Linked DNA regions of Homo sapiens: region 1 is linked to region 2. Evidence: chromatin loops called from intact Hi-C (ENCODE). Cell type or tissue: heart right ventricle. All regions are shown on one strand. Each heading gives the region's core, and the rest is flanking DNA. Links, peaks and the distances in the headings are about the cores only. Region 1 has its middle 9.7 kb from the start of LPP-AS2. Region 2 holds the start of LOC107986166 (a long non-coding RNA gene).

The links. Peaks named below come from ENCODE experiments on the same cell type or tissue, not always from the same donor. Only the 100,000 strongest peaks of a DNase experiment are listed, where the experiment ranks them.
Region 1: a loop joins it to region 2, with 2.1 times the contacts of the local background. A loop is called at or near these places in 26 of 110 quality-filtered maps.

The regions. Positions count from the first base shown.
Region 1 is chr3:188,139,293-188,149,484 of GRCh38, forward strand. No RefSeq gene overlaps it. Among named protein-coding and RNA genes, the nearest start is that of LPP-AS2, 9.7 kb to the right of the region's middle. In heart right ventricle, for the core only: no CTCF peak of the experiment used is centred there; no DNase peak of the experiment used is centred there.
Region 2 is chr3:188,036,592-188,047,248 of GRCh38, forward strand. LOC107986166 (a long non-coding RNA gene) reads right to left here and starts at 6,006. Exons shown (of 5, transcript XR_001741061.2): 1 at 5,932-6,006; 2 at 5,527-5,613. RefSeq lists an enhancer at 1-164. In heart right ventricle, for the core only: no CTCF peak of the experiment used is centred there; a DNase peak (open chromatin) is centred at 6,086.

The DNA.
Region 1 (10,192 bases), core at 3,418-7,417, 100 kb after region 2:
CTCACTTTGTTTTTTTTTTTTTGTTTTCTGTTTTTTTTGAGACGGAATCTCGCTCTTTCACCCAGGCCGGACTGCAGTGGCACGATCTCGGCTCACTGCAAGCTCCACCTCCTGGGTTCACGCCATTCTCCTGCCTCAGCCCCCTGGAAAAACTCACTTTCTAAGTCTTCCTTGCAATTAGGATGCACAGAGTAGGCACTGCGAGCCAGATGTGTATGTTCCAGCCAATGACTAACACAAGTGGTTCAAGGAAACAGAGCAGAACTGGCCACATGCAGTTTCCAGACGCAACATGACAGCTGTTTTACAGGCAGCACCCTGTGTTAGGGATGCTTGTGGTGCAAGTAATGTCCATAACCAGTAGTTGCTTTAAGAGTGTCACCACTGGACTAAATAGTTTCATTTCTGGTATAGAGATTCTGAACCTGTTCTTTCATGTCAAAGTAGACTCTAGAAACTACTCAATATCTTTTTAGTAAATTATTTCCCACTTACGTTGTCAGAGTCCAATTCACTACTTAAAACTGAGAATCCTGCCTGACACAGTCAATGCATTTTAAATAGACCCCACCGTGGTCTTATTTTCTGCTTACTTTTCTTCAAGTGAGCTATAATCTGCTACTTTGATACAGTAGACCCTTGATTCCACTCTATCTACTTAGACCCTTGCCAAATCCATCCCCAGAGGAGAGCTGGATGTCATACTCTGTTTTTGGCTCAATTCTTGGTGTCCTCAGGCTTTTTTCCTGTGCGTGTCTGTTGGTTGGGGCCGAGATTTTCTAGCTCTGAAAAAGTAGAAATAAATGTCTAATGGTGAACGGGATAGCTAACCAGTACTCTGCTGGATACAGAGCTTGCCCAAAGGCCCAGAGTTTCTTCACTTACAAAATTAGAAGCCACATACATGTGCATACATGAAGGTTGACCCCAAGGTGATAAGGCAGGCTAGGAGAGACCAGAGGCAAGAACTGAGCTCACACAAGGCCAGTCCCACTGTTTAGAACAACCATCCTGAGCACAGCTCTGGGCAGCCCATTGCTTGCTCAAGAATCCTCCGAGGACTTAAGTCCATATCCAGGATAGATTGCCTGCTGCTCTGCCATACCCCAGTGCTTTCTCTGTTCCTTTCTTTGAATAATCTCCTCCCTTCTTTGATCCAAATTTTGCCAGTTCTGTTGCCTCCTTCCTCATAAGCTCATCTTTTCTTATTCTCCCCATGCTATGCTCAAACCATAATGAACTATTTTTAATTCTCTTAGTTTACAACAATCTTGAAATATAATTCTGTCTTTGCATGTGCTGTATACTTTGGCTAGAGCACTCCTCATTACCCTACATTTCTTCACCTAGCTAACACTTAATCTTCTTTCAGGTCTCATTTTACCTGTTGTTTCTTTCTGCAAATCTTCTCTGCCCTCCTGCTCCTCAAGACCTATGTGCACTTCCAATGGGCTCCCATAACACTCCGACTCATCCTTACCTTAACATAGATCACTCTACAGTAACTGAATATATACATACTTGTTTATATTTGTTTTTACTTGTTTATAACCTGAACTAGTGTGTTACACCTTCTTGGCCATAACGTATTATATGTTGTTCGTGGTATTCAGTTATCTACCTGTTTTATAGTAGGTACTTAAAAATAATTGTGAAAGAATAAAAGAACAAAAAGAATTCTACTCCTCTCTGCACACCCATCACATTTTAAAATACAGTAAGTATACACTTTATGTAAAGTATGTATATACAGCTTATTAGCCTTTTTTTTTCGTAGAGTAGGATCCATGACTGCTTCAAGTCAAGTAAGTATCATGTTCAGGAGCTTCTGCATTAATAGGTACTCAAGAAAGTTTATTTGAAGAAGTTCTATGCTGTAGGGTGACCAAAATGTCAATCACCCAAATTGGGCGACTTTTGAGAGTAAAAGGCAATGCTATTAATGCTATTAGCCTAAGAAGGCCATGTGCAGTGGCTCACACCTGTAATCCCAGCACTTTGGGAGGCTGAGGTGGGTGGATCACCGGAGGTTGGGAGTTCAAGACCAGCCTGACCAACATGGAGAAACCCCATCTGTACTAAAAATACAAAATTAGCCGGGCGTGGTGGCGCATGCCTGTAATCCCAGCTACTCAGGAGGCTGAGGCAGGAGAATCGCTTGAACCTAGGAGGCAGAGGTTGTGATGAGCCGAGATTGTGTCACTGCATTCCAGCCTGGGCAACAAGAGCAAAACTCCATCTCAAAATAAATAAATAAATAAATAAATAAATAAATAAATAAATAAATAAAATTAGCCCGAGAAGATAGTCATGATTTAGGATTGTCCAGGGCAACATGGATATACAGTACCCTATTTAGATAGCAACACACCATTGCCAGATCATTAATAGTTGCTTTTTTGATTGTAAGACGGAAGGTGCTGGGCCAGGGGGAGTTTCTTGCATTACATTCACTAAAAGGTCAAACCGAGCATGAAAGATGATCATCTCATAGTCAAATATGAAGCAGTGAGTTAGTGACAGGCATAGATAAACTGCCCAGGATTCTTAATTCTCTTATTCTTCATCCCAATGAATGCTATTTGTCTTTTGATTAAGTGGGATGCATGCAATGGGAGACACTGAAATTTAGATTTTTTTTGAACTGTAATAATTAGTCATTATAACATAGAAACAAAATCAAATCTGTTTCCTCTTCTTACATCTGCCACAGCAATCAGACATAATCCTTTAATGTAATCAGAGGTAGGAATAAAATGTCAATGCCTTGTGCTTTAAAGAATTTAATTGGAGATTCAGCCATCGTCCCAAAGCAGCAACCACTTTTCTTCCTTAAAGAAAAGCTCTCAGAGCATTTAGACATTAGTTCAGTAATCCTCAATTTCAGAGCTTGGTGCTGGAAAGTTATCTATATTCTACTTGGGGAAATTAAGGCTCAATATATATTGAATTTAGGTCAGTTTGTGGTTTAGTAGATCATTCTTAATAGGTTGACAAATTAAGGGTCAAATAGACCACAAAAGAACACTGGGGGTTCACTTTGAAAGCAGCGGGTGAAAACATTGAGTGGGGATAGGAAAAGCAGTGTCAGGAATCATGAACTTCAACCAGAAATTCCATACATTGCATGGTGTTTACAGTTTGTAATGTACTTTTACATTCATTGTTTTATCTGGTCCATGCCATAAAGATACAGAAGGTGGGACAGGAATGAGGATCTTCATCCTGTAGAAGAAAGAAAGAAAGAAAGAAAGAAAGAAAGAAAGAAAGAAAGAAAGAAAGAAAGAAAGAAAGAAAGAAAGAAAGAAAGAGAGAAAGAAAGAGAGAAAGAAAGAGAGAAAGAAAGAGAGAAAGAAAGAGAGAAAGAAAGAGAAAGAAAGAAAGAAAGAAAGAAAGAAAGAAAGAAAGAAAGAAAGAAAAAGAAAGGAAGGAAGGAAGGAAGGAAGGAAAGAGAGAGGGAAAGAAAGGAAGGAAAAGAAAGGAACGAACGAAAGAAAGAAAGAAAGAAAGAAAGAAAGAGAAATAAAAATGAATAAGGCTCAGGGAGAGGAAATTACTTATTCGGGATCATATATTTATCACAGAGCTGGGACTAGAGCCCAGGTCTCTTGCTTCCCAATCTGAGCATCCTCCCTTGGCTCAGTGATGTGGTTGAGGGCTTCATCTCAACCACATCTCCATGGGAAACCTAAAGAAATGTGACCAGTCCTACTTGGAACTTATAAATGCCACCCAAACCATTCAAGCTTCTTGTATTTCTGCTCAGGAAATCTTAAAGGGCTTCACTTCTTTCCTGCCTATTATGCCATGTGTCACAGGGAAAGAGAAAGTTTATAATAAACTCGTGTGCTGAAAGGAAACTAGATCTTTTAGCCAGAGCCTTTTCAGTGCCTCAGCTTACAAGTGGTAGCCACCTGGGTGATCTGGAGCTAGAGCGAATCGGATTGAGAGGTGAGATATTAAGGTAGTATGGTGTTCTGTGAGTTAGCCTGATAAATGAGGGAATACCAAGTGCCTTAGTGGGACTTTGTAAGGTTCAAATGGAAGGTGAAAATACTGGAAGCTTTTTGGTTTAAAAAATCATGTACACCTGGCGCGGTGGCTCACGCCTGTAATCCCAGCACTTTGGGAGGCTGAGGCAGGCAGATCACCTGAGGTCAGGAGTTCAAGACCAGCCTGGCCAACACATAGTGAAACCCCACCTCTGCTAAAAAAAAATACAAAAATTAGCTGGGCGTGGTGGTGCACATCTGTAATCCCAGCTACTTGGGAAGCTGAGGAAGGAGAATCACTTGAACCCAGGAGGTGGAGGTTGCAGTGAGCAACCGGGAGGTGGAGTTTGAGATTGCACCACTGCACTCCAGCCTGTGCGACAGAGAAAAAAAAATCATGTTAGGGCCACAGATATGAATTACTGCCCTACTATTCTCTATAGGTATCTATTTTTATTCCAGTTTGTTTATTTTAGCATTGTGCTAACGTTGTATATTCAAACTACATTTGAATTTTCCTTGTGAACATACGGTGGAGTCCACCCTACTGTAAGTGTTGATGATTGAAATAAAATCATGTGGACATTTTTGCTTAAAATTATCCTTGAAAAATACGTAGGATACAATCCCCTTTCCTCTAGCTTTGGGACTAATCACAATTTATTGGTTGAGCACCAGAAGCAGCAACTGGCTTTTAACTGGGGCCATGCTGAATAAAATATAGGTATCTTTATTTATTTTATTATTATCTTTTGAGACACAGTCTCTCTCTGTCACCCAGGCTGGAGTGCAGTGGCACGATCTCACTGTAACCTCTGCCTCCCGGGTTCAAGCGATTCTCCTATCTCAGCCTCCTGAGTAGCTGGGATTACAGGCACCTGCTACCAAGCCCAGCTAATTTTTGTATTGTTAGTAGAGACTGGGTTTCACCAGGTTGGCCTGGCTGGGCTCGAACTCTTGACCTCAAGTGATCCGCCTGCCTCAGCCTCCCAAAGTGCTGGGATTACAGGTGTGAGCCACCACCCACCGGCCAAATATGGGTATCTTTAAACAGTAAAATCAACAAGGTAAGAGCACTCCATGAAAAGCAGGTAAAGATGTGAGAACTAGTGTGGGCCAGGAGGTTCAGGTCTTGCATCTCCACTCACAAGAATCCTGGTGGAGAGGATCACCATTTAAATTTAAATTGTTGCCTCTTGGGCCGGGAGCGGTGGCTCACTCCTCTTATCCCAGCTCTTTGGGAGGCTGAGGAGGTTGAATCACTTGTGGTAAGGAGTTTGAGACTAGTGTGGCCAGCGTGGTGAAACCCTGTCTGTATTAAAAATACAAAAAAAATTTTCAAGCGTGGCACACACTTGTAATCCTAGCTACTCGGCAGGTTGATGTGGGAGGATCACTTGAACCCGGGAGGCAGAGGTTGCAGTGAGCTGAGATTGTGCCACTGCACTCCAGCCTCCATGACAGAGCAAGACTCTGTTTCATAAATAAAGAAATAAAATCGCTGCCTCTCTTCTCTCCCTACCCATACATTGAATTTGTGGGTAGAATCAGCCAGACTTGACCAGTGGTTGGAATGAGGAGTTAGGGAGAGGGAAGTCAAGAATGACCACAGGTTGTGAGCATCCTCCTCACAAGAAGGCTGGGGTACCATGAAAGGAGACAGGGAAGTGGGAAGAAGGCAGAGCCCGGGAGAATTCAATTTTGAGCGATGTTGAGTTTGATGATTCTCAAATAAAGACTGGTTAACCTGTAAAAGTCTGCTAATTTTAGTCCACAAACTCAAAAGCAAAAATGTGAAAATTTTCTATAATTGGGAGTATGCAATTAAAATTAAGTTTATTCTGAAAGTAAAAGAAACCTAGCCTCCTTCAATTTGAGGTCTATTCCATCCCTGGGAATGCACTAACACAGACTGTCTTAGCTAGTTGGGTGAATAAAGAGCCAAGGTCTAGAAATACGGGTAAAGATCTAATTAAATATTTCAAAATAATATTCCACCACAAACCTTCTGGCATAGATTGCTGAGAAGATTCAAGGTCAAACAAAAGGGATCACATCTTCCCAAATATGTGTTTGCTTTTTTGTCTTAAAAAAGCTGTATTGTCTGTCTTATTACAGACACATAGGAAAATTTAAAAGTGACACATTTATTGTAAGAAAATTAGAAAATTTAGGTAAGCAAAAAGAATAAATAATTCTACCACTTTAAAACAATCACTTTTATAACATTAAGCATACCCTTTCAAATCCTTTAAAAAATTACATCTATGCTTTTTCTCCCACTTTAAAATATCATGTAACCAAAAGAAATGAAAATATATGTCCACATAGAAATATGTACCTGAATGGTCACAGCAGCTTCATTCATTGTAGCCCCCAAACGGAAATAAGCCAAATGTTCAGCAACTGATGAATGAGTAAAGAGAATATGGTATATCCATATAATTGAATATTATTTGGCCATAAAAAGGAAAAAAGTATTAATACATTATGCTCCAACATTAATGAACCTTGAAAACATGGTAAGTGGAATAAATCAGATGCAAAAGTTCACACGTTCTATGATTCCATTTACATGAAATGTCCAGAAAAAGCAAATCTTATAGAGACACAAAGTAGATTAGTAGATATTTGGGTCTGAAGATAAGAATAGGCAATGACTATAAATGGGTGCAAGGTTTCGTTTTGGGGTGATGGAACTGCTCTAATATTAGAATGCAGTGATGGTTATGCAATTCCATAAATTTACTAAATTTACTAAAAACCACTTCTGCCTAAAGTGAATGAATTTTATGGTATGCAGATTATACCTCAATTAAACTGTGTATATATACATGTATATATAGAAGACATATATAATATATATAACATATGTATATATATAATATATGTATATATATACATATATATAATATATGTATATATATACATATATATAATATATTATATATACATATATATAATATATGTATATATATACATATATATAATATATGTATATATAAAGAGATTTATATAGATATATATCATGGACTTCTTTCTATTTATCTAAAACTGACCTAATATCTGCTGTGATGCTCAGGGAGTCAGTGAGACTGTGGATTGCAGCCATGAATGAGGCAAGGCACATCCTAAAGCCTATTCCAGGTACTGAGCTCATCAAGAACTGGCAGACCTTCTTCAGCTCCATGCAACTCAAACCTTTGGACATTATCCTTTACCTCCTGCTTCTGTTGTTGTGTGAAGACAAAAATGTTCATGACATGTTTGTGTTTCCCCAGTGGGTCCTCGGTTGTGTCTCCAGGATCATCGTTGCCTGCCCCATCACCATCAAAGGAGCCTCTCAGCTGCAGTGGTGGATCCAGCCCATCCAGTGGTCCACCTGGGAGGTCTCAGCCAAGCTATCTCAACACACTCCTCTGCTTGGAATTGGTACTATGTATTATCTTTGTTTTAGGATGTAGGGTAGGAACTGAGTCTATTAATGTTTTTCTCAACACTGTATTCCCAGGCCTAATAAGGCTAGTAGGTGCAGTAATAACCTGTTGTTAGAGCAAAAAAGATGGCATAAGTTGTCTCCCTTGTTGTTTGAGCCTCTTTGAAACTTTTCATTGGTAGTGAACACAAAAAGGATTAAAGCTCTGCCTACCAACATCTCTGCCACAAGAGACTGGCCCCCACTGTGAGAATGCTCTGCCTGATCTCTGAAGATTCACAGGCTTCCAGGCACGATCATATCTCTTCTAAGTCCTGCACTTACCTGAGGTCAAAAGCCTTTAAATTGGTACAGGTGGCCGAGTTGGGATACAACAAAATGCATTCAGACAATCCGATCCTGTGATCTGGCAAAATGCAAAACATTATAGCCACTTACTAAAAACTGGGTAACATTGTGCAGAAACTCAGGGGACAGATACAAATGATTGTTTGTCCATATTGATTTGATTCCTGTAAGCTAATGAAGAAATTACCTTGTGACATCAAAGACCTAGTACTCAATAAAAAGAGAAAACATTCATTTAGGAAGTCTGATGATACATTCTTTTCATTTTACATTCACTTTCTTCCTCCATTCTACAATGAGATGTGAAGAAGAGAGAGTAAGCAAACCTTTTATAATCTGTTTTATTTTATTTTATTTATTTTTTTGAGAGGGAGTCTCACTCTGTCCCCCAGGCTGGCATGCAGTGGCACGATCTTGGCTCACTGCAACATCCACCCACTGGGTTCAAGCGATTCTCCTGCCTTAGCCTCCCAAAGTGCTGGGATTACAGGTGTGAGCCACCATGCCCGGTCTATAAACTGTTTTATTATCTTTAGTGTTGCATTCATTACAAGCCTGCACTACTATTTACCATGTTAAGTTTTTAACCTCTTTTCAAAAGACTGATGCTCATTGGGCCGAGCTGGAGTCACTGTCACCCAAAGGCCTGGTTTGTATATGACACTGGTACTATAATCTTGGAAAAGACCTATGTTCAACTATAGAAGAGGATACATAAAATATTAAAACTGTCACTTATGCTTAGTTATTTCTGAAAAAAGATGCCCTTAGGTATCTTTTTAAATTTTGTTTATATAAAGTTGCAAAATAACCACGGCTTTAATTTCATGTCTATTCTAGTAGCAGAATGATGTTATCGGAAAATTTATACAATTTATGTATGGTAATCGTTAGAAGGCCTAGAAAGTGCACACACAGCACATTGTAACAAATGACCAATATTAGTCCTGTCTCTTCCCCTTGCCCCTCCTGATGCCTGCTCAGAGTCATGGTCTAAAGAAACATGACCAAACTTCCAGAGAGACAGCATCAATTGTGTTGCTTTTCTATCCACATTGAGTGAAGGAGTGATTCACTCATTCACTCACTTACTGGTTGACATTTGGTTATAAGTGCCAGGTACTGCCTTGGCTGCTGGGGAAGAGAAATGAACAAGACATGAAGACTACTATAAAGAATCCTATATTTGCATGGAGGAGATCAAACACACTGATGAAAAGTTGTAATGCATTGGGATAATGAGATGGGTATCTTTTTGAGAAAATAGAGAAGTTATTTTCATATTAATGGAGGGAGTTTGGAAGGAATGGGCAATGGGAGGGGGTTGGCTGGACATGTAGAATCTGCAGATTCAGAGATGGCCCTGGAAAGTCTTTTAGGTTCAAGAGGAGAAAACTAAACGTGCAAAAGCCCAGAGGCAGGAAGTAAAGGAAGTGGTGTGTGTGTGTGTGTGTGTGTGTGTGTATGTGTGTGGTGGAGGAGGGGGTGTTGGAGGTACAACTTATAGTTGGAAAAGGCCATCAGGATTTGATCATGAAATGAGGAAGGGGAAGCTGCAGGGTATGAACTTAATTTGGTTGATATTATTGAACCCTATCAGTCCATTATCACACAGCTAATAAAGACATACTCAAGACTGGGAAATTTATAAAGGAAAAAAGTTTAATTGACTCTCAGTTCAGCATAGCTGGGAGGCCTCAGGAAACTTACAATCATGGCAGAAGGGGAAGCAAACATGTCCTTCCTCATGTGGCAACAGGAGGCAGAAGAATGAGTGCCCAGTGAAGGGGAAAGACCCTTATAAAACCATCAGATCTCATGAGAACTAACTCACTATCACAAGAACAGGTGGGGGGAGATCGCCCCCATGGTTCAATTAGCTCCACCTGGTCCCTCCTGTTACATGTGTGGATTATGGGAACTGCAATTCAAGATGAGATTTGGGTGGGGACACAGCCAAACCATATCAGGAACGTTTACAAGATTTGCGGTATGACATAGCATACTATGCTTCTGGAATATGAATTTGGTCACTGGGTAGAATGTAACATCAAATTGAAAAACTGGGAGAGTGTTAGAGACCACCAAATCTAAGAACCCAATTGAATAGATAAAGAAACTCAGAATAGAGAGGAAGTGACTTGCCAAAAGGTTGCACAGTAATTTAGGGTAAGGCAAGGACCATAAACATTTCTCTCTTGTGTCCCTCTCCATGCTAGTTTGTTTGTTTGTTTGTTTGTTTGAGACAGAGTCTTGCTCTGTCAACCAGGCTAGAGTGCATTTGGTTGCAAGTGCCAGGTACTGCCTTGGCTGCTGGGGAAGAGAAATGAACAAGACATGAAGACGACTATAAAGAATCCTATATTTGCATGGAGGAGATCAAACACACTTATGAAAAATCAGTGATCTTCGCTCA
Region 2 (10,657 bases), core at 3,619-7,618:
AAATATTTGTGATTAGAAAGATTCTTTCCTCTAAAAGTTGCCATGAGATAGTTCTGTGAAATATAAATATTGGCTCAGGGTGATTGACAGCAACTGAAAATTCAAACAAAGGCAATACAGCCCAGGGATCCTCTGTGGTCCCAGCAGTAGGGGAATCATGCACCATCAAGACAACATCACAGACCTCCCTACCTAGGGCTCAGAGGGTTGGGCAGGGTAAATTCTGCTCAGTGCCCCTGTTAGCTCACTACTGGAAAAGCAGAAAGCTTGGCTTCAGCCACCTCTACAGCCCAGAGGACTCCTCCCCTGCACCAGCCGGTAAGACAACTAATGTAATGTTGAGGAACACTCAGAACTGTTTCTAAGCCTGTTTAAGGACACACTGATGTCTCCAGGCAAATTAGCCTATTATCAAGCATAGCAAGTTGAATAATGGCCACCCAAATATATCAAGTTCTAATCCCTGGAATTTGTCAATATTACCTTTTTGGAATGAAAGGGTCACTGCTGATGTAATTAAATTAATTATTTTGAGATGTGCTTTCTGTGGGTTAAATGTGAGGATCCTCAATGCCATTCCAAGTGTTCTTATCAGATAAAGGCAAAGCAAGATAATGAGAGCACACATAGGAGGAAAGCGAAGGGAAGACTGTTGGCAAGTCAGATTGCTGACAACCCCCACAAGCAGGAAGAGGCAGAGAATAAATTTTCCTCTGGAGCCTCCAGAGGGAGCATGGTCCTGCCGACACCTTGATTTAGGACCTGTAGCCTCCAGAACTTTGAGAGAATAGTCTCTTCCTTTTAAACCACCCTAGGAAACTCATACGCATGGCAACAGTATTTTCTTTACTCTCATGAGCCTAAAAATGCACATTTGATGTTGAACCTGCGGAAAGTGAAAGTTTGGGATAGAAAGACAGGAAGTGGAGCCCATGGGACTATCATCTCAATTCATCCACCTCCTGCGGGAGATTTTTCTATGTCCTTTCTAGTGATTCCTGCACACCCTCACACCCACCCCACCCCACCCCTAAATACTGCCTTTACAGGAGCAGATATAGTTCCTTGGTTGTATAACTCTTGATGGAAACTTAAATTCAAGTGTAAGGAAAACAGCAAATTTGGAGCCAGAACGCAGACTGAGCCCTGATCTACCACCTCCTGTGCAGCTTTGGCCTCAGGCAGTTTATTTTACCCCTAGTCTACTCAACTGAAAAATACCAGCAATAATTCTAACCCCCCAGAGGATGACTTTTTGTGAAAACCAATCAAATAAGTTAATGCCCATGCCTTCACCTGGATTATCTGGGGAAAATTTGAAGCAAAGCTGACATGCTGCTGCTTTCTGAGACAGCATAATTCCAGGCAGCAAGAATAAGGGTGAAGGGAGGGAGGCAGAAAGGAGGGGGGAAAAATGCAAGAAGGTGAGGACCACACTGGCCACAGCACCACCAGGGAATGTGGCCAATGACTCATTCTTGTGAGATATTGTCCTTGAGGGAACCACTGCAATACAGAATATTGCTGGAGCAGGGAGGAGCTGGAAGAAAGGTGAGGGTGTGATAGTCACCTCCCTTCTGCCTCCCTTCTCACATGGGGCAAACTTCATCTCATGGAGAGTTAACTCTCCTGGATCTCCGTGGTATCACCCTACTCCTCTGAGCAGCCCTGGGGAAGCAAGATGTGAGTCATCATCTGGTGGAAGGAGGAAAGCAACATGGTCCCATCTGGTTGGTTCTAGCACTGGAGCTGTGATAGCACGGCTCCCATCCAGCAGGTGTGGCAGAGGCCATGCCACAGCCCAGCCCTTTCCTGAGTGGGGTGGGGATGACTGAGGAAGCTGGCAGTAGTAGGAGATGCCAGAAAGGTATCAGCCTCCGAGACATTCCCCTAAGTGAGCCGCAGGCGTGGAGGCAGTGGGGACGCAGAAATGGACTGGCACATAAATGGGGTCCAAAGCTTTGTGTGAAACAGATTGGGAAATGTCAACTGTTTTACATATATTACTTCACTTGGCTATTTTTGTTATCTTCCTGTAGTTTTAACTTTTATTATCTCAAGTAATTTTAAGGGAATAACCCACCATTCTTTCAGGTGCACCAACACTTATTTGGATATGGTTTGTCTCATCTTCACGTACAAGAAACAAACTTAGTAAAAAACTGGTGAGAACTTGGTTCTCACTTAAACAATATGGCAACTGATTGTGGAGGACACAGTCAACTAGGGACAACACAAGTTGCCCTAGGGTTCCCTGGGAAACAGACTCTGAGATGAAGCTTCGTGAGCAGGGAGTTTATTGGGAATGCAAAGGAGTGAGGGAAGCAGGATTGGGTGGCAGGAGAGGTTGAATGCACTGTGGTTGGTCAGGAGCTGGTGTGGCTTTTCAGAATTGTCTGGGATTGAAGCCACGGGGTCAGGTCTCTGCATCCCTACATCAACTAGTCATTGGATGGGATCTGTGCCTAGGATGGAGGTTTCACCTTGGGTAAGGCAGCTCCCTTCAGGCTACGGCAATTCCTAGGAAGAGATTCAGCTGTGATCCCAGCAGTACTGAGTAGCAGAAATGAGTCCCTCAGTTCCAAAGGGCATTCAGGGGGGCCGCATCACAGCATTCATGACAACTGTGTTTCTGCAGAAAGAGGGAGTGGGTTCTATTGGCTGTTGCCCTCATCTTACATGTCTTTTGTGGACTGATCATTCTGCAAGGAAAAGCATGTTCACCTTCTTCATAGTTCCATAAGTAAAGTGACTTTTAATCCCCTTTCTATTTCCCATGCCAACATATGGATTGGACACTTCTGGGTTTTTTCAGCATCCTTTGGTTTATCCCACCTCTCACGAAGGAGGAGCAGGAGCCAATCTAATCAGTGGAGGCTGACAGCCTCGGGACACATGTTTGCTCCCTGGGCCACTGAGGCTGCTTGTGGCCCCACGCATGGATGACTGGATCCTTGGCCCCTCCTCTCCCAGCCTCCTGCAACCTTTGCACAAGTGAACCCAGGGTCTGTCTTCCAGAGGCAAGTCTGGCTTACCAATCTATCTTGTCCAGCTTTTCTCTTTCTGGCTGGCAAGTAAGTCAGATGGCCTGCATACTGCAGGCCCAAATGCCTGCAGTTCATGGGTGAAATGGGAGGCCTCGTATGACCTCATCTCCAAGGTGCTTTCTACAAACGTTTACCAAATGCATATCAAGGATAACCAAGCTGCTAAAAAAAATTTATTTCACATCATAGTACACAAGCATCATTTATAGTTTGGCTTTGAGAACTTTTCTGGTATTACATTTATGGAAAATGTATAAAAGAAATAAGTTTTGGTTATATTTTTATATTTAGAAAGTAAAAATTTGCTTAAATTGATCACTGTTCTTTTTTTATTTGATTGTCATTTCAATAAAAAATATTTGAAAGAAAAAACTTTATTTTAATTCTCATTTGATTAGTGAACTAGGTGTCTATGTTCATTTTTCTCATTTTTATTCACTTAGCAAATATTTATGGAGTAAGTATTATGTGCCAGGCCCTGTGCTAAGTGCCGGGAAAGTGGAGGTAAACAAGATAGGTAAGATCCCTGCTTTTAAGGAATTTATATTTTACTAGGGTTACAGAGACAATAAATAAATCAACAAATAAGCACACCATGCCAGATCTTGAAAAGTGCTTAAAGGGACTGAAACAAAGAGTGATTGTGCAGGGTGGAATGAAGTGAGGTGTGAGGCAGCTGGTAAAGACTGGGTGGTTCGTTGAGCAGGGGACATCTGAGCTAAGTCTTGAATGTCTAGAAAGAACCAGACATGGGAAGATGTACAGAAAGTATTTCCCATGGAGGTACCAGCTGGTGCAAAGGCCCTGGAGTAGGAACGAGCTTGCAGGCTTGAAGAACAAATAAGTCCATGTATTTGGAGGATCATGGGCAAGAGGGAAGAGGCAGGATGTAAGGTCAGAAAGAAAGCCAAGGACCAGATTATGAGGGATTTATACAGGCTCAATCACAGTATTTCTTAAAATGTGCAATGTACCCACCAGTGGTATCTTGTTTGTTTGAGGTGGTATATCTGCAAATATTTATATTAAAATAATTACATATCCATTTTAGAACATATTGGGAAAAGTATAATTATCATATCAAAACTATGATTTCCCAGATATTACCCTTCAGGTGAAACTAAATTAAAAAGTGAATCAGTGTAAAGAGAATATTAAGTCAATTATAGTACAGGTGTTATGCAGATATAGCAAAGATCTCAAAAGTAATGTTTGCAGAACTGAAGTTCAAGAAAATACTGCTTACCAATTAGACACAAGAGGGGAGAAATACACACCTGCCCTCCCCTCCACACCCCCAACGCACCCATCCACCCTGGTCCACCCAGCATCTAGCAGGTCGTCCATGCTGGCTGCTCAGAAGTGGGAGGTGGAAGAGGTGCCTAGTGTGGCAAAGATGGCCTGCTTTCCTTCAAATGTCCCCCACTCTCACTGTGTAGAGTTGTCTCCAATGGGGGAGCAGGCTAGCCAGGGACTGTATTTCCCAATCCATGTTTCTGGAAGGAGATACCATAGGACTGGTCTCACCAGTGGAATCAGAGTGGAAGATCAAATGTCACTTTTTGTGCCTCCTCCACTCTCTGTCCCTCCATCTGCCAGCAGGATCATTGAGAGGGCTACAGGGCAGTGCCTAGGGGATAGCAGAGATTTAAGATAACAGGTCCCTGAGGCCTGGAATCACTACATGGAAGAAAACCACCCACTGACCAGGAACTGTCACATAAGAGAGAAACCGCTTTTGTGTTAAGCCACTGGCATTTGTGGTTTTCTTGCTACAGAAGTTAGTTAAACCATACCTAGAATCATTGCCCTTTGGGAGATACCACATCCTAAGAATATGGCAACTATACCACATATGAATTGGTTGAGTTTAATTGGCAGAAAAGTAGTTGAATGGGAGTTAGATACATGATCTGTTTTTATATACTCAAAAGACTGTCTTGCAAGACAGGGATTTGGTACGTTCTGAGAGGAGCAATCATTGGAAGTTACAAAAAGGCAACTTTCATCATTGTGTGGAAGACAAGTTTAAAATAGGACAAGACAGCTGCCCTGCACAGTCATACAGGAGGTGTATAAACTGTTCAAATGAAGGGCGCAGGAATACAGGAGAGGAAAGCCAGGGTTTTCGGGGGTTGGGGGGGGCAGTTTGGTGGTGAAGATATTCTGCATTGGCTGAAAGGGTGGCTCCAGGGCCTCTGAGAACTCCCCATTTCTCCTTCCCCAATTCTGAGTCTCTCTCGTCTCTTGACACTTGAGAAGGTTGGGGCAGGAAGGTGAGAGAGAGCTTGATGAGAAAGCTCACCTTAACAGCTTTCTATTTTTGAGATCTACCCCTAAGGCACCTGACCCTATAGGCTGGTGTGCCCCAAGAGCACAGGCAAAGAAAGCTCAAGCACCCTGAGGAATCTGACTCACACTGGGACTTAGGTCCCAGGTCCTGAAGCCATTTCCTTGCGAAAGAGCATGACCAGAGCACACCTGAGCTCAGCAGACATGGTATCCAAATCCGCAATGCGTAGCATTCAGTTCCTTTGCTCTCCAATACACAGTCCAGGCAGAGCACCTGCAGAGAAAGACGTAATTTTTCTGAGAGAGAGGATGGTGGCCCAGCCCAGGAATGTGCAGCTCGGAAAGACAATCCCCTCTGCTGTGGATGGCCTGACTGCTCAGAGACAAGCAGGACAGGCTAGTAGTGAGTGCCAGGGCCTCCAGAAGGGATCTAGGTCAGAGCTCAGAGCTCAGATCCAGACAGAAATGAGTGAAGTGGGCCTAATGTAAGGCAAGAAGAAATGGTAGGGACTATGGCAAAATTAAGAAAGAAAATCAGAAGCAAGAGGAATTAAAAATGGAAAAGTTCCTCTTTGACAAGCCTTTCACTTACAAATAAGAAGACAGAAGCTCAAAGAAGGCAGGGTCTTCCTTCAAGTCACTGTTTCGGGGCAGTGTTAAGAACGAGAACTCAAGGCTTCTCTATCCAGTCACTGTTCTGCTGACGAGCAGGGGTGGGATCAAGGGAAGGTCACCAGCACATGGAGAGCAGCCACAGTGGAAGAGACAGCCCTGGCTGGGAACTTGGAAAACAGATCCCATCCTGACTCTGCCTTCAACTCCTGAGCTTGGGCAGTACCTTGTATTTCTCTGGGCTACAAAGACGGTTGAGCAGGTGGTCCCAAACATCCCTTCCAACTCCGACATTCGCAGGACATTTGCAAGGAGAAATAGAAATTATTATTTAGACATTTCTTTGCTCACCCCCAGCTCTGATCAGACTCTTAGTCCCTTGGAGTTTAACCCCTACATATCTCTTGAGCTCAGCCCCCTTTTCCCATCCTCTGACACAGCTTTGGCATAACCCTCATCATCTCCCTCCCAAATGGCTGAAAGGGCCTCCTGGCCAGCCTCCTTCCTTCATTCTCGACCCATCTTATCCATTCACAGCTGCCAAAGTGCTACATCAACAAGAAAGTTGATTATATCATGCTTTTGCTGACCACCCTCTGTGGCTCCCCAGTGCCTTCTGGAATAAAACTCAAATTTAACACCGTATCTTGGGCCCTCAAAAAATGAACCCAGCTTCATTTTCAGCTCTTACTCAGCTCACTTTTTCCAAATATTTTATGTCCCGCTATATCAAACTCCTTGCCACTTCATGAACACACTCTAAAGTTTCATCCTTCAAAACTTTTGACACATGTTGATCCTTGTGTTTTGAATGCCCTTCCACATCCTCTGTACTTGGTAGCAGTGGGAGGAGTAATCTATCCTAGTTTAGGCAATAAGAAGATGCATTATTTCTAGGAATTTAAAAATCAATAAGACAGCCTAAAATTTAGACATCTTTTTATTGTCATCTTGCACTGGCAATTGTAAACGTCAACAGTGATTAAAAAAATGCTTCTCCCTACTGGAGTAGACTACTGTAACCATCATCCTCCCTGGAGCACCACTAGAACATGGAAGTCCCCTATTATTCTTGAAAACTCAGCATATTACTTCATCTGTAAAGACCTCTCTTGACCCTTTAATCTATTCCTTCATTCTCCACTGAACTGCTAATTTTCCTGATTTATACTTTTATTTCACTACCTTTGTAAATGCTACATTTTACTTTGGTTTATGAGTCCGTCTCTCTCAAAGGGCAGTGAATTCCTTGAAGACAGTGGCTATACCTGTGTCTTCCTAAAGCTTGGCACAGCACCTGGGATGTAACAGGGGCACAGAAGATGGGTAATAAATGAATGAATGAGCATACTTTGAGCTCTTCTGAACACTGATTTAGGCATGATGGATTTCCAAGTCACAATGCAATTAAAAGCTCCAATTTATGCTTCAAAAGTTTTTGCAGATCAAGTCATAATGATCTGGCTGGAGGTCCTCTCCTTGCTGGGACACCACAGGAAGGTGTTCAGGTGGTACTGAAATGACTCACTACCCCAGTGGCTTAACAGGATTACCTAGGGGCTTACGTTGCTCAGTGAAGCATAGTGGGAGCCCCAGCAGTGCCAGCCAAGCCAAGAGCCGAAGCTGCTATCTGTGTGACTGGGGACTGGAAACTAAAAATTACTATAGTCCACTAGCTGAGAAGAGAAAGTTGCAGAAGAAACAGAGTGCCTCCCCTGCCCCTCCCCAATTGGTTTGCATCCTTCCTTTTACTCCCAATATCTCAGAATGCCTACCTAGAAGGAACTTGGGTTAAAATCTGGGTGACATCCTCAACTTGCAGGTTAGAAAGCTGAGGTCCAGAGAAAGGCATAAACTCTCAAGGCCGCATAGCTGGTAAGTGACAGAATTGAGAACTGAGTCTGCATATGTTCATTCCCTGTCCAGTGAGGGAGCATCAGGACCTGGAACCATGCAAGGAGGTGAAAGCTGAAGGTGGGGGGGTGAAGTCACACTGGTTTGTTGGTTTGTTGAGTTTTTTTTTACTTTGAATTGAAGTGAAATTCACATAATATAAAATTAACATTTTAAGTGTAGAATTTAGTAACATTTAGTACATCCACAATATTGTGCAACCACCACCTCTATCTGGTTACAAGACATTTTTTATCACCCCAAAAGGAAACCTTACACCATTAAGCACTCACTCTATTTCCCCCTCTTCCAAGACTGGCAATCACTAGTCTGCTTTCTGTCTCTATGGATTTGCCTATTCTAAACATTTCGTACAAATGAAACCATAGAATCTGTGGCTGTTTGCGTCTGGCTTCTCTCACCTAGCATGTTTTCAAGGTCAATCATGTTGTAACATGTATCAGTATTTCTTTCATTCCTTTTCGTGGCTGACTAATATTCCTTTGTGTGGGTATAACATATTTTGTCTATCACATCTGGTTTTAACTAAGTGTTGGGTGCTGGGGTAACAAGAAGCCTCTTAATTTATTCATGCTTTCTTCACTCTACACTCTTGAAAACAGGCACAGAGTGAGGACTTGGTAATGTCTACTGGGTGGGCGTTTATTGAATGCTTGCCACTGTTAGAGCTTAGTGAGGCTCCTAGAACTGACCTGGCAAGATGATGTGGAGAAGGATCATGCACTGAACCCAGTAGAGATCTGGGCTCTGGTTCCGGCTCTTCAATAATCAGCTGAGTGGCCCCAATCAGGTTCTTCCCCTTCTCTGGGCCACAGTCTCCTCAACTCTAAGCCAGGATAATAATGCCAGTTGCTTTCGTCTGTTCAGGTTCCTATAATACACTATCACAGACTGGGTGGCTTATTGACAACATACATTCATTTCTCACAGATATGGAGGCTGGAAGTCCAGGACCAGGTGCCAGCATGGGCAGCTTCTGGTGAGGGTGATCTTCCAAGTTGTAGACTACCAACTGCTCCTTGTGTCCTCATGTGGTGGGAAGGGGTGAGAGAGCTCTCTGGGGCCTCTTTTGTAAGGCCAATAATTCCACTCATGAGGACCTGGTTCTCATGACCAAATCACCTCACTAAGGCCCCATCTCCTAACACCATCCCGCTGGGGCTTAGGTTTCAACACATGACTTTGGGGAGGACACAAACATTCAGATAATAGCACCTGTCTAACTAATCACCTGCCAGGGCTACTGGGAGTCCTGAATGGAATAATATCTGTAAAAGTTCCCTGTAAACAACTCCTCTTATGTAAAGCTTATCTCATTTAAAACAAAACCAAAAACTCCTCACTAACCATCTACCTGTAAAGATATGGTTATTGACAGCAAATGGTGAGATAGAGGAAGATTCTCTACCAGGATTTCCTTCAGGGGGCCATATCTATTTGCTTGGGATAAAATACCTGGATGGGCACAGAAGGGACCTGAGTATGGGGAACTTTACTAAAGAAGACCAGGGATCAGGTGCCTGTTGCTCAGAAGAATGAGGTTGAGGACCAGAGAAGGCAGGAGGTGAAAAGACAGCAAGGGCTGCCGAGTCTATGAAGACTCCCCTCATGACCCTCGATCTTCAGTAAAGTTACCAAACTCACAAACGTCTGAATGCAAGTGGGTTTTTGTGAAGACCAAGTGAAGGAAATGGGCTTTGTTCCTGGAATGGGTGGTGCAGGACAGAACCAGACAGCACTCTTAGATAAGAGGGCATGAAAGCTGAATGAGGCATGATGATATATGGTGTGGGTACGGAGAGCAACTGCTCTGTGGATTCAAGGCTCTCATAAGGCTTGGCATTGGGGTTCGGGTCAAGTTTAATAGGATCTCCAAGGGCCTCCGCTGACATCTGGGCTGCACACAATTAGACATCCGCCACAAGGGCTGTGCCCATGGGCAAAACCACTGATGAGACCCATGGTGTCCCCACGCTGATATTACAGTGACTTATACCTTTCGACCCTATGCAGCCCTCAACCCTACAGCCACAGTACGAGAACTTGGATCTTGGCACTCGTTTGCTTTTGCTCCCAAACAATTGTTGGTTCAGAGGCCTTTATATGGCAACCACAAATGAATCAACTCTGCAAACAAGGCAGACCCTTGGAATGGCCCCTAAGTACTTTCTGCTGTCACCAGCAAAGAACTTGTGCAGTAACAGCCTCCCTCAGGACCTAGTAAACCTCTGTTCTTCTGCTCAGTTGCCAGGTGACATGCTAGTTACTGGCTTAGAGCAACATGCCAGTAAGATCAGTATGAGGCTTAGAGCTATGTCCAGTAAGATTAGTATGAGGCTTAGAGCTGTGCCCAACACAGTTAGCTTTGTACCAGAGGGAATGTTGTTCCTCATACCCCTTTACAAATCAGTTCCCTCCTGGATTTTGATCCTAAGAAAATCAACAAAAGCACAAAGCTGAATATCCTAAGATAATCTTTACAAAATTATCCATAATGCTAAGCAGCTGGAGACATAAAATTCCAACAATAGGTAAAAGGCAAGAAACTTGGTGTGAATCACCACAATGGCATTTCTGCAGCCATAAAAGAAAGATTGGAGCAATACGGCAAATTCATGTAATATTAAGCGAAAACACAGAACCCTAAATAGTATTTGTGACATGACTGCAACTATGTAAAAATGTGCATTGTATATGGACAAGAAGACAGATGGGACTATGGAAAATAAAAAAATATTGCAAAAGGTAGAATACCTACAGGCAGCTTTTTCTTTAATATTATCTTTTATATC